Linked DNA regions of Homo sapiens: region 2 is linked to region 1. The links are chromatin loops, found by intact Hi-C in ENCODE. Cell type or tissue: A673. All regions are shown on one strand. Each heading gives the region's core, and the rest is flanking DNA. Links, peaks and the distances in the headings are about the cores only.

Region 1 (5,378 bases), core at 49-5,048:
ATCACTTACATAATCAATATTTTAGAAGAATTATGAATGACTTGAGGGTTTTATAAAACTAATTTATTCCAAAATGTGTGTGTGTGTGTACACACACACACACATATCAATATTCTTTTCTAGAGAGAAAAACCATGATTTCATCAAATTCTCAAAAGAGTCTAAAGTCCATAAACTCAGATATGCATTTTATTGGTAATATAAGAAATGATTTTCAGAATATATATAAATTTATTTTCCTTTTTCTTTAAAACTATAAACTTTTTAATATGGAAAATTTCAAACATAAAGTAGAAAATACAGCATAATGAAAATCCATCACCCAATTTCATGAATAACCCTAAGCATCCCTACCATTATTTTGAGTCAAATCTCAGACCCATAACTTTATTCCTAAATTATTTTAATGTGTCTTTAAAAGATAAGAACTCCTTTTATAAAGCATAACCACAATACCATAATCACACCTAAAAAATTAATAGTATCTTAATATCATCAAATATCTTGTTTCACAAACACTCTTTTTCACTAGTTTGACAAATCAGTGTCCAAATAAGGTCCATTCATTGCAAGAGGTTGTTACAGGTCTTAAATCTGTTTTAATATGTAAATTCCCCTTCCACTTTTAATACTTATGCATATATTATAATATATATTTAGCCCACACCATACTTATGATTTCATAACCATTAATTACTGCTTGAAACAGGGTTAAAGTAGGTATTTAAGCATTAAAAAAAATAGTTACAGCACTTCAGAAATACTACCAATAGTCAATAGTTTAAAAAGAACCAATTCTTTGAAAAGTAACACTGGTGTAAAATACATACTATTTTTTAAAAAATAAAAACCAAAAACCATTTCTAAACAAACTAAATCTGAATATACCTACTTTTACAAAGGTCAAGAAAGAGTTCCTCAATTCCTTTGTTCTGTTTGGCTGAAGTATGATAATGTTTTGCTCCCACAGATTCTGCATACCTTAAAAAAAAGTAACATCGGTGATTGATGTAAAATATTATTCATGATTTTGTCTTAACTGCTTTTTTATAGTAACAGTTTTAGTGACATATTAATTTACTCAAGTTTAGTGAAATTAAGTTTATATAGCTATTTAAATTCTCTATACATTAAATCAAATTTTAAATAACACAAATATAACAAGCCTCGAAATTTTTATAGATTAATTTGGGACTCAAATACTTCAAAAGTTTTTCTGGCTTACTGCCTATTTGATCATGATAGTTTTGTTTTATATCACTCGTATTTTTCACTGAAGTCAAAAAGGGAAGTAAGGGCTTTATTGCCACAAGCCCAGAAATTACCATGTAAACATGCTTCACTGAATCCAACACCTCAATCCATGCTAAGAGATTTGAGTAATACCTAAATGGTAAAGCAAAACGTATAAAGAGGAAGATTTCTACTAGGGAGTGATGGGGAATGGGAGGGTCACAGTACTTACGACTCTGCTTCTTGAATGGAAACATGTCTCTCCTTTTCCAAGTCTATTTTATTACCTATTTTGAAAAAAGTAAATATTTATCTTTATACTGATTTATTTTCATAACAAAATTAAGCCAATTCTAAATATAAAATTGCCATTTTAATTACCAGCAAAAATAATGCAAATCCCCACCAGACTTCTAATGTCTTGAAATTATAAAGTTAAGCCTTGTGATCTGAGGGTTGATCATGCCTCATCCTCCTTCAAATGACTCAATTCATACCTTTCCTGAATCTGCAGCCTCTGACAAAGAAAACAACTTTTCCAAAGAGACAGGCACTCTTTTTTGATTTTGGGGGATACCAGAGACCTAGAGATAAACCTATGATTCTTAGGCAAGTGTAAATGATCAAAAGTAAGAGCAAAATTTTCTACAGTTCCCATTAACTTAGAGCCGGTCAATAAGTATGGCTATCTTAGTGTTTACTAAAATATATTAATCTAGCCTCTTGGATCCTACAAGTATTTTGGTTTCCTGGATGATATAAACCAGTTAAAGTAAAAATTAAAGTGTACAGATTTTTAAGTACTCCACAATCATAAGGGGAAAAACTGTATTCTCTTTTTTTTTTTTTTTGACGGAGTCTCGCTCTGTCACCCAGGCTGGAGTGCAGTGGCGCCATCTCGGCTCACTGCAAGCTCCGCCTCCCGGGTTCACGCCATTCTCCTGCCTCAGCCTCCTGAGTAGCTGGGACTACAGGTGCCTGCCACCACGCCTGGCTAATTTTTTGTATTTTTAGTAGAGATGGGGTTTCACTGTGTTAGCCAGGATGGTCTCGAACTCCTGACCTCGTGATCCGCCTGCCTCGGCCTCCCAAAGTGCTAGGATTACAGGCTTGAGCCACCGCGCCCGGCCGGAAAAACTGTATTCTTTGTTTAAAAAACAATTTTAGTGAGTTATTAAAACTTAATATATGTATATCATGCAGATTTAAATTATAAGTTTAGCTCTCCTTAAACAACAGAACCAAGCTGGGATTATACTTTTAAAAAAAGCCATCAGAACAAAAATGAAGAAACTGCAAAATACTGATTCCTTGAACTTAAGATGAGTTGGCTGGACACCCAGAGTGCTAAAGGTAATAAAAACAGTAGATAACGATAAGGAAAAATACCCTATGGAAGGACACTTCAAACAAACATTTTTATTCTTCTACTATGGCTTTTAGGGAGAAAAGAGAAATCTTATAAATAAGGTTACTTTTTTTCTTGGAACCATATAGATTCTAGGAGACAATTTCAGATAAATTTCAGATAAGGCATTGAAATAAGCACCCAATAAAAGATAAAATGTTTAGCACTGAGGTGGACAAGTCCAAAGGTTCTATATACTGAGGACCTCGAATAATCTGAGAACCTAGTTGCTGGCAACTGCAAGAAACTATCTGCCACCATAGCCTAAGAATCAGAGAGAGGGAAGCAGACAACACTAAAGCTCAGTGGATACCAACAAATTCAGTAACAAACTCTTCCTTCTTTGAACAGCTATCTACCACAGCAAGAAGTTTCATATTAGTTCTAACTTCCTACATTATATTTGTCATTGGAAATTTTAATTAGCTAAATATGACAATGTCTGACAGTAACCAGAGGAAAAACCGTCGTGTTATTCTGTAAAGAATGCAAAAAGCACCACCTGGTGGCCAGTGGCTCCAACAAACAGGAAAAAGATTCTGCCTCACAAAGGCAAAATAAGATAGTCTCCTACTAAAAGTAGCAATATTAATTTTGCTTCAATTACCTAAAACCCTATGGAATTTTTTTCTAGGTATTTAATGGCTCATGTTCCAAATTCCATCAATATCATCAATACCTATAAAAAGAGTGAAGAGAGGAAAAGCAGGCAATCACCTTACTGCCTCAAATGAACATTTAGGAGAAATAATTCAGACACTGCTTTATTATTTGATAATATTTTAAATGACTAATTTTAATAAATCAGGCCATTAATAAATAGCTATCTTAATAACCTATTATTTTAAACTTAAAATATTTTAAATCTAAATAACTATTATTTCTTTGAATAATCAGTGTTCACAATGGATTGACAGCACAGAATACATTGCAGAAACCTGACTGGCTAGTGACTGACCTCTTTCCAAAGCTCAAAAACCCTTTTAGTTTCTATATTTTTTCAAAAGCAAGACAGCTAAGGAGTAAGGCTTTGAGACTCATATCTGCTTCAATACTACTGTGCAGCTACATACGGAACTTTCTGATAGGCTTAAAACACCTGAAAACAAGGACAATAACCAAAGCAAGCACCTACTTAAAAGTATAGTACTATAAAGAATTAAAAACATAAACAAATAGGCTGACACTATTGGAAAGGGAGGGAAAAAGCTACCCTCTAAGTTAAGCAGATCTTCCTTAAAAATACATATTTGAATTAAGAACATAGAAGGGGCATGTCCACTGCTAAGGGCAAATGGCCTAATGATATAGAACTAGAATCATATTATGCTTAGACTGAATGGTTGTGGGGCACAGTGGAAAGAAGCTTTCAGAAAGCTTTTAAATGTGATAAAACTTGTTTTTAAGTCCTTGCTTACTCCATAACTGTAATTTTTTTTTTGTTTTACCTTTTTTTGAGACAGGGTCTTGCTCTGTCACTCAGGTTGGAATGCAGTGGCGTGAACACGGCTCTCTGCAGCCTCCACCTCCCGGGCTCAAGCGATTCTCCTGCCTCAGCCCCGAGTGGGACTACAGGCACACACCACCGCATCTGGCTAATTTTTGTATTTTTTTGTAGAGATGGGGTTTTGCCATGTTGCTAGGCTGGTCTCAAACTCCTGGACTCAAGCAGTCTGCCCACCTTGGTCTCCCTAAATGCTCGGATTAAAGGCCAGAGTCACCACGCCTGGCCATAACTGTAATATTTTGGACAAATTAGTTAACCTCTGTTAGTCTCACTGTACGCATGTGTCGCTAACAAACCTTGCAGGGTTGATGTGAAAATAAGATATATGTAAAAGGCCTAGCATATACTATATGCTCAATAAGGAACAGTTATTAATATTAATGACATTCATCACAGTGAATGATCAAATGGAAAGTCAATATTGTTGTAAGACAATTAAAGTCCATGACAGGTAATACAAACTTACTCCTGACCTCAAATGATCCGCCTGCTTCAGCCTCCCAAAGTGCTGGGATTACAGGGGTGAGCCACCACGCCTTGCAGGTAACGCACTCTACCATCATCCTACTGGCTTCATCTAGCTAACTTAGTTTATCCAACACTTGGTCTAGGAAATGTTCCCTTATCTCCCCCTTGCACCCCAAATCTAGTTTGTTTGCTTTTGTGCTCTCATAGCACTCCATTCTGCATTTCCCTTCCATAGCATTTATTATAACATATAATAGTAGCTTGTTTTCCTCTCTTTTTCCACACAAGAGACTCTGGGAGGACAAGAACCGTATCTATTTTGTTTACTTATTCACTACACTATTCCCAAAGCCTGGCACATAGTAAGCAATGAAGTGTTTATTAAGGATATGGGCTTGAAGTGGCAGGCAGATCTGAGTTAAAATCCCAGGTCTACTTCTAACAAACTATGTGACTTTGGGAAGTTTCAAGGTCTCTAAGCACATTTTTTCATCTGTAAAATGAAATGGTCTTCCCCTCAGCATTGTCAGGAGGCTTAAATGAAGTAAAAAATGTGTACTTAAAACAGTGCCTGGCACTCAGTAAATGGTGACTACGATTAATAATAAATATTTGTTCAAGAAACATACAAATATTAAGGATAGACTAGATGCAGAATACTATCAACCACAGCCAAGGGTGCCTATCAATGGATTAATGACAACCTAGAGGAAAAAGTCTCTGCTATTGAAACATGTGGTTCTCTATTACTGGTTAGCACAT
Region 2 (5,378 bases), core at 246-5,245, 490 kb before region 1:
ATAAACAAACAACCGGAGTCGCCCTGCCTTAGCACAGAGCTGGCAGCGCCCGCGAGGCCACTTATCGCTGGCTCTGGCCTTGGCAACCTCCACCCCCGTCCCGGTCCTCTCAGCCTATCTCTGGAAACCACTCTTTTCACTCCGAATCTCAACTTGAAGTTTGGGGAAACTTGACGCAGCCAAAGCCCATCCTCTGCTCTGCACCTGGCAGGAGACTAATAGTCAGGGAAGATGGGCATGTTGTGGGTGGGGGTGGAGAACGGTGTGTCCCTGACCTGCCCTGACATGCTAACCTGGATGCGCTGTTGTCTTGGCCTTCAGCGCCACGTATTTTCCCTCGACAGTAACTTGGCAAGCTTTTCATGTCACTCTGGCATCGCTCAGATTATCAGCTACCCTTCAGAAAAAGAGCCCTGCGTTTCGATGGCTAAGGAACTCTGACAGGAAGAGGAGAGGTCCCGACTAGAGGAGGGGGCAGCATTCATCTTTTGGCACCGGTGAGTCAGTTTGCGAAGTTGGCGGCAGCGAGACCCCGAGGCATCTGGGAGACCCCGGAGTTCTGACTGCCCTACTCCGCTTTCGTTTCCTTCCCCCCACCCCTGGCTTCCCGGGTATTGGAAGCCAGCTGGGTCCCCGGGGTCGCAGGCCGCCCAGAGGTTCGAGCCGCGCGCCGGGGTGGGGCAGCGCGGGGCACCGCCTCCCTCCATACCTTCTCTCCCCGTGGAGCACATAGGAGCTGCGGAAGAAGCCCAGGAGCTCATTCTCGATGAGCGCGTTGTAGATAATCTTCAGATTGTAATTCCTCTGCGCGTCCAGTGTCCTATTCAGCACCACCACTAAGACCTGGGTTTGCGGGTAGAGGAAAAAACCGGCTACAGGGACAGCCCCGAACGCCCGGTCCTCGGCCAGCTGCACTTTCTCCACCGCCACTCGGGAAGCGTGCAGCACTACGTAGCGGGTGGCGTTCCGGCACGCGATCTCCACGTTGACCTCCCCGGAGAAGGTGAAGTTCTCCATGAAGGCGGTGAGCATCAGATTGTAGTGCAGCGGCTTCAGGTGGCCCGACAGGCGCAGCTGCGTCCACGGCTCCCACGGCTCCCGCTCCTCCTCCGACGGCGGCTGGGCCGACGTGGTCCCCGGACTGGCCACCCCACCCGCCTCGGGCTGCCAGGAGTCCCCGCCTGCGTGGTGGTTGCGCCGGGCCGATCCAGGGAGGCTCCCGTTGCCGCCGCGCTCCGGAAAGCCTGAGGGGCCACCGTCGGCGCCTGGCGTGGCACTCGCCCCGCACTCGTCGAAGCGCAGGCTGAGCAGCACAGCGAGCATTGTGACCGCGAGCAATGCCACGAGGGACACAGCGAAGGCCAGCACAAGCCGCTTGTGTACGGCGATGTGGCGCTCCGTGGTGCGGGGTCGCACTCCCACTGAGTCTGCCCACGGGTCGGAGAGCCCCCTGCTGCCAGCCCGAAGCGCGGCGTCGTCTTCCCCCATCGCGGCTGCGAAGGGTGAGCTGCTCTTCTCGGCCCCCTCCTCCTCCTCCTCCTCCTCCTTCTTCTTCTTCCTCTTCTTTTTCTTCTTCTTTTTCTTCTCCTCCTCTTGCTCCCCCAGCTCGCCGTCCAGGGCCATCACACCGCCTCCTCCTCCTCCCCCGCCCCCTCTGGCACCCCCCGCGGGCGGGCCACCCGGGCCACAGCCAGAGCAGGCATCGGAGAGCTCACGCGGGCCGAGGGCGCGCGACTGGGGATGCTGGCCCGGGTTCTTTTAAGACGGGTTCTGGACACAAGCGACGGCAGCTTCCGCGACCCCCATCAGCCCCGCCTCACTCTGGACACCGGGCTGTGAGCTCTGGGACGCGCCCAACTTGGAAAGCGTCTTGCTTGCCCAGCGCGCGCTACTTCTCGGACGAGCACCCGGCGGCGGGGCACATGCTGCCCCCGCCCCTGCGCGCCTGCGGCTCCCGGCTCTCCCTCCCCTGCGCCGCGCTCTCGCCTCGCTTTCCGCGGGAGCCTTCCAACCGGTTCTCGGCTAGGGAGAAGGACGGGAGCGGTGGGAAGAGCGAGGGTGTAGAGAGGGAAGTTAGGGCTTTCGCTTTCTCCCCCCACTCCAGCGGCGGCGTTCGGTCCTCTGGGTGGAATGTGCTCGCAGCAGCAGTGACGGCGGCCACAGCACGGGAGGCACCCGAGCCATACACCCTGCAGCTGGAGAGAAAAGGATGGCCGAGGTGGGAGAGACTAGAGTGAACCAGCAGGAGGAAGTCCCAGGGCCGCGAAGCTACGACGGAGATCCGTCCTGGAAAAGCCTTCTCCACCCTGGGCACTTTAAGCGGCGGTGGCGGCAAACGGCAGGAGGTTGCAGACCCGACAGCGAGACTCCCTCATTCCAGTCTTGCTCTGCCCTCCGGAGATGACAAGTGAGAAAGAAGTGTCCGGCCGGGCCATCCCCTTCAGGTAGATGAAGCTCTGGGTTTGCTCCATATCCCAAGGGGGAGAGCCGAAGTGCGTATGTCCGAGCGCGTGTGCATGTGTGTGCGCGTGTGTGCGTGTGTGTATATACACAGGCTTCGGGTTTAGATTGCCAGGGCTACTCCAGCTGCATTGAGGGACTGAAACTCCCAGAGAAAGGCAAAGGAGAGGGAGCGCGCGAGGAGGCAGGAAAGGCGGGAGGGAGGGGAGCGACTGAGCGGCAGAGGCAGGCACTGGGAGATTAGAGAGCTTTTCTCCGCTCTGTCACACCAGACACCCACAGCCACAGAGGGGGTTGCTGAGCCGCCTGCAAGAAGTACATTGTAAATCTTCAGCGCAACAAGCCCCGCAGTCACCCCTCTTCCTGACTCCTTAGCCCCACCGCGCTCCAGGGAGAGATCCTTGGAGCCTTTGGCTATTAACATAGAGAGCAAAAGAAGATCCTGCTAGGGAGATGTGGCTGTGTCAGATTTCACATCAAGCTCGCCAGAGGATTTGGAGGATTGTATGTAAATTGAAATAAATTCTCCAAAACCTGACTACATATATTACATTATACTGTGCGATGTGTCCAGGTGTGCAGTACTAAAATAATGTTAGCAATGAAGCATTAAAATCCTCCGGAAGTAAAGGCCAAAGCAAGGTGATGTTTTCCCCATAGGATAATTCCCATCTTTAGATTGGAGAAACGATTAACACACAATGTCTACAGTGTAACATTCAGGACCAAAACCCTGAGACTGAGAAAAGCTGGGCTTATTAGAACGGTGAACGAATACATTCCATGATTGGTCAGTTTTTCATTTCACCTAGCCATAATTACTTTCTTGCAGCTTTCCAGTGTTACCATGAACATTGTTTTAACTTTGTTAGGATAGTTATCAATAGACCAGTTTGCTGACAGCAGGCAGCATCAAAATAGGTTCATAGCCCATTGGCTGGTTATGGACTCTTGTCTGAGTATATTGGAGTTTAAAATTATACTGCAGAGTATGTATAAGTATGTGGGATATCCAACCTTCAGAATTTGTGCGAAGAACTCTAATTGGAACAATATTCAGAAAACAGCCACCCCAAAGGTGACATCTAGGAAGCAGGAGTCTCCAGTGTTTAGTAAAACAAAGTGTGATTGGCTTCTGGGTTAATTAAAAAAGTGAATAATAGAAAATTAGGTAATTCCTTTTTACATGTTTCTTTCATGTCTTCAAATCTTGAAGGCATTTTACAAATCATGTCCATAGCTATTTTCTTACAAAAAGAACTGGTTAATGCTTCTGGCTTTGGAGTACTGAAAATAGACAATTAAAATATTGTGTTTGGCTTTAAAAGCATGACCAAAGAGAAGAGACCAATTACACATTAACCTTAGCTTGATAACCACTAAAAACACAGCCCTGCTCGAGGAAGCCCTTTTTCATTTATCCCCAGATGGGATACATGCTCAATGCCATGCATTCTAAATGTCCATTTGAATCATTTTTAAATGATGATGAAAATAAGTGCCAGGGTGGGATTTTTTAAGCATGTTGTATGTGGGCCGTTAGCAACAGACCAAGGGAAATGCCACATTCTGTTCAAGTTACTTTTTTCTGCTCTGTTTTTAAATGTCTGTACTCTTGCTGTCCATATGTATCTGGCTGTATGCATTTTAAGAGTTGAGGAGTTGGGGTTCATTGGTTTGTTTTCACAGAATCAGGAACTATAGTGCAAGCAAGTAAGAGGAGCCCTGCGATCCTCAGCAGGTCACCAGACTTCTCTGACTTTAGGGTTTTAAACTGGTAATTTAGTATTACTGATCCAATATCCATGGATTGAGTACATTTGATTATCAGAGGCTTCTGGAATCATCCCGGGGAGTCTAAGACCCACTGCCTAAAGGAAGAGGTTACCCACTAAGGGATCTTTAAGACTTTCTCTTTCTAAAACATTAGTCAAGAAAAGATTCAAAGAAGGCTTTTTCTGTTTGTCTTTTTTTAAAAATGTGTACAAATTTGTGGGATACATGAGAAATTTTGTTACATGCACATAATATGTAGTGATCAAAATCAGGGTATTTAAGGTGTCCATCACCTGAGTACAATACATTTTTGCAAGGTATAGTCACCCTACTGTGCTCTCAAACAGTGAACAGCCAGATTCCTTCTGTCTTGCTGTGTGTTTGTACCCTTTAACCCAGTTCTCTTCATCTTTCCCCTTTCCCTCACTCACGGTTCTCAGTCTGTTATCTCTTTCCTCTCTTTACCTCCATCTGTTCTTCTTTGTATTTCACTAATGTGTTTATGTACTTCTGAAAATTACTACAAGGAAAGTCTCAAATATTTCAGAATTAAATAATACATTTACCAATTAATAAAGTCTCTACTAACTGTGATTAAATTAGTAAATGGATTATTTTTTCAGACCCAAGTGGAGTGGACATAAGATTATTAATATAGAATGGACACAACTTACTAGCTCATGGATTCCCCTTAAATGTAACTTTGCATAATAAAACTTACTATCAAGATCAAGTAGGTAAATATTTCTTCCTTTCATATCAGTGTTACAAAGGTCTTCAGTGAGTTTTATTTTTTTAATTTCTGAAAATATATAGCACGCTTTCCCAAAGAAGCAAGCACTTTAGTAAAATAATTTTTAAATATTATTTTTTCTAGAGAATGTCCATTCTACCTTCAAAGCAAAAGTGGGGGGGTGAAATTTCAGAGTTCGCACCTCACAAAAATAAAGACATAGTTTACTAATATTCCTTTTTAAGGTTGCTTTCAGTGTTATAGGTCACTGGATTCAAGATAGGTTTGATTTTACCAATACTGGGACCATGTGGTGCTGTAAACAAGGAAATTAAACTTCCTAAAGTACCTGATGTTTCTCTCAGAAACATGTTTATTTGTTAGGAGAATTTTATGATTACTTTATTTA

What was found. Hi-C counts contacts between places; a loop is a spot of excess contacts. Peaks named below come from ENCODE experiments on the same cell type or tissue, not always from the same donor. Only the 100,000 strongest peaks of a DNase experiment are listed, where the experiment ranks them.
Region 2: a loop joins it to region 1, with 2.7 times the contacts of the local background. A loop is called at or near these places in 5 of 110 quality-filtered maps.

Annotation. Positions count from the first base shown.
Region 1 is chr12:71,778,173-71,783,550 of GRCh38, reverse strand. RAB21 (RAB21, member RAS oncogene family) reads right to left here. Exons shown (of 7, transcript NM_014999.4): 5 at 1,466-1,520; 6 at 893-981. Among named protein-coding and RNA genes, the nearest start is that of RAB21, 26 kb to the right of the region's middle. In A673, for the core only: CTCF peaks have their summits at 2,937 and 3,150 (motif pointing left); a DNase peak (open chromatin) is centred at 3,130; H3K27ac peaks cover 3,275 bases.
Region 2 is chr12:72,268,889-72,274,266 of GRCh38, reverse strand. TRHDE (thyrotropin releasing hormone degrading enzyme) reads right to left here and starts at 1,897. Exons shown (of 19, transcript NM_013381.3): 1 at 710-1,897. The coding sequence starts at 1,623. TRHDE-AS1 (TRHDE antisense RNA 1) reads left to right here and starts at 758. Exons shown (of 2, transcript NR_026837.1): 1 at 758-2,444. In A673, for the core only: CTCF peaks have their summits at 1,475 (motif pointing left) and 2,733; DNase peaks (open chromatin) are centred at 806, 1,966, 2,296, 2,676 and 1 weaker place; H3K4me3 peaks cover 5,000 bases; H3K27ac peaks cover 4,757 bases.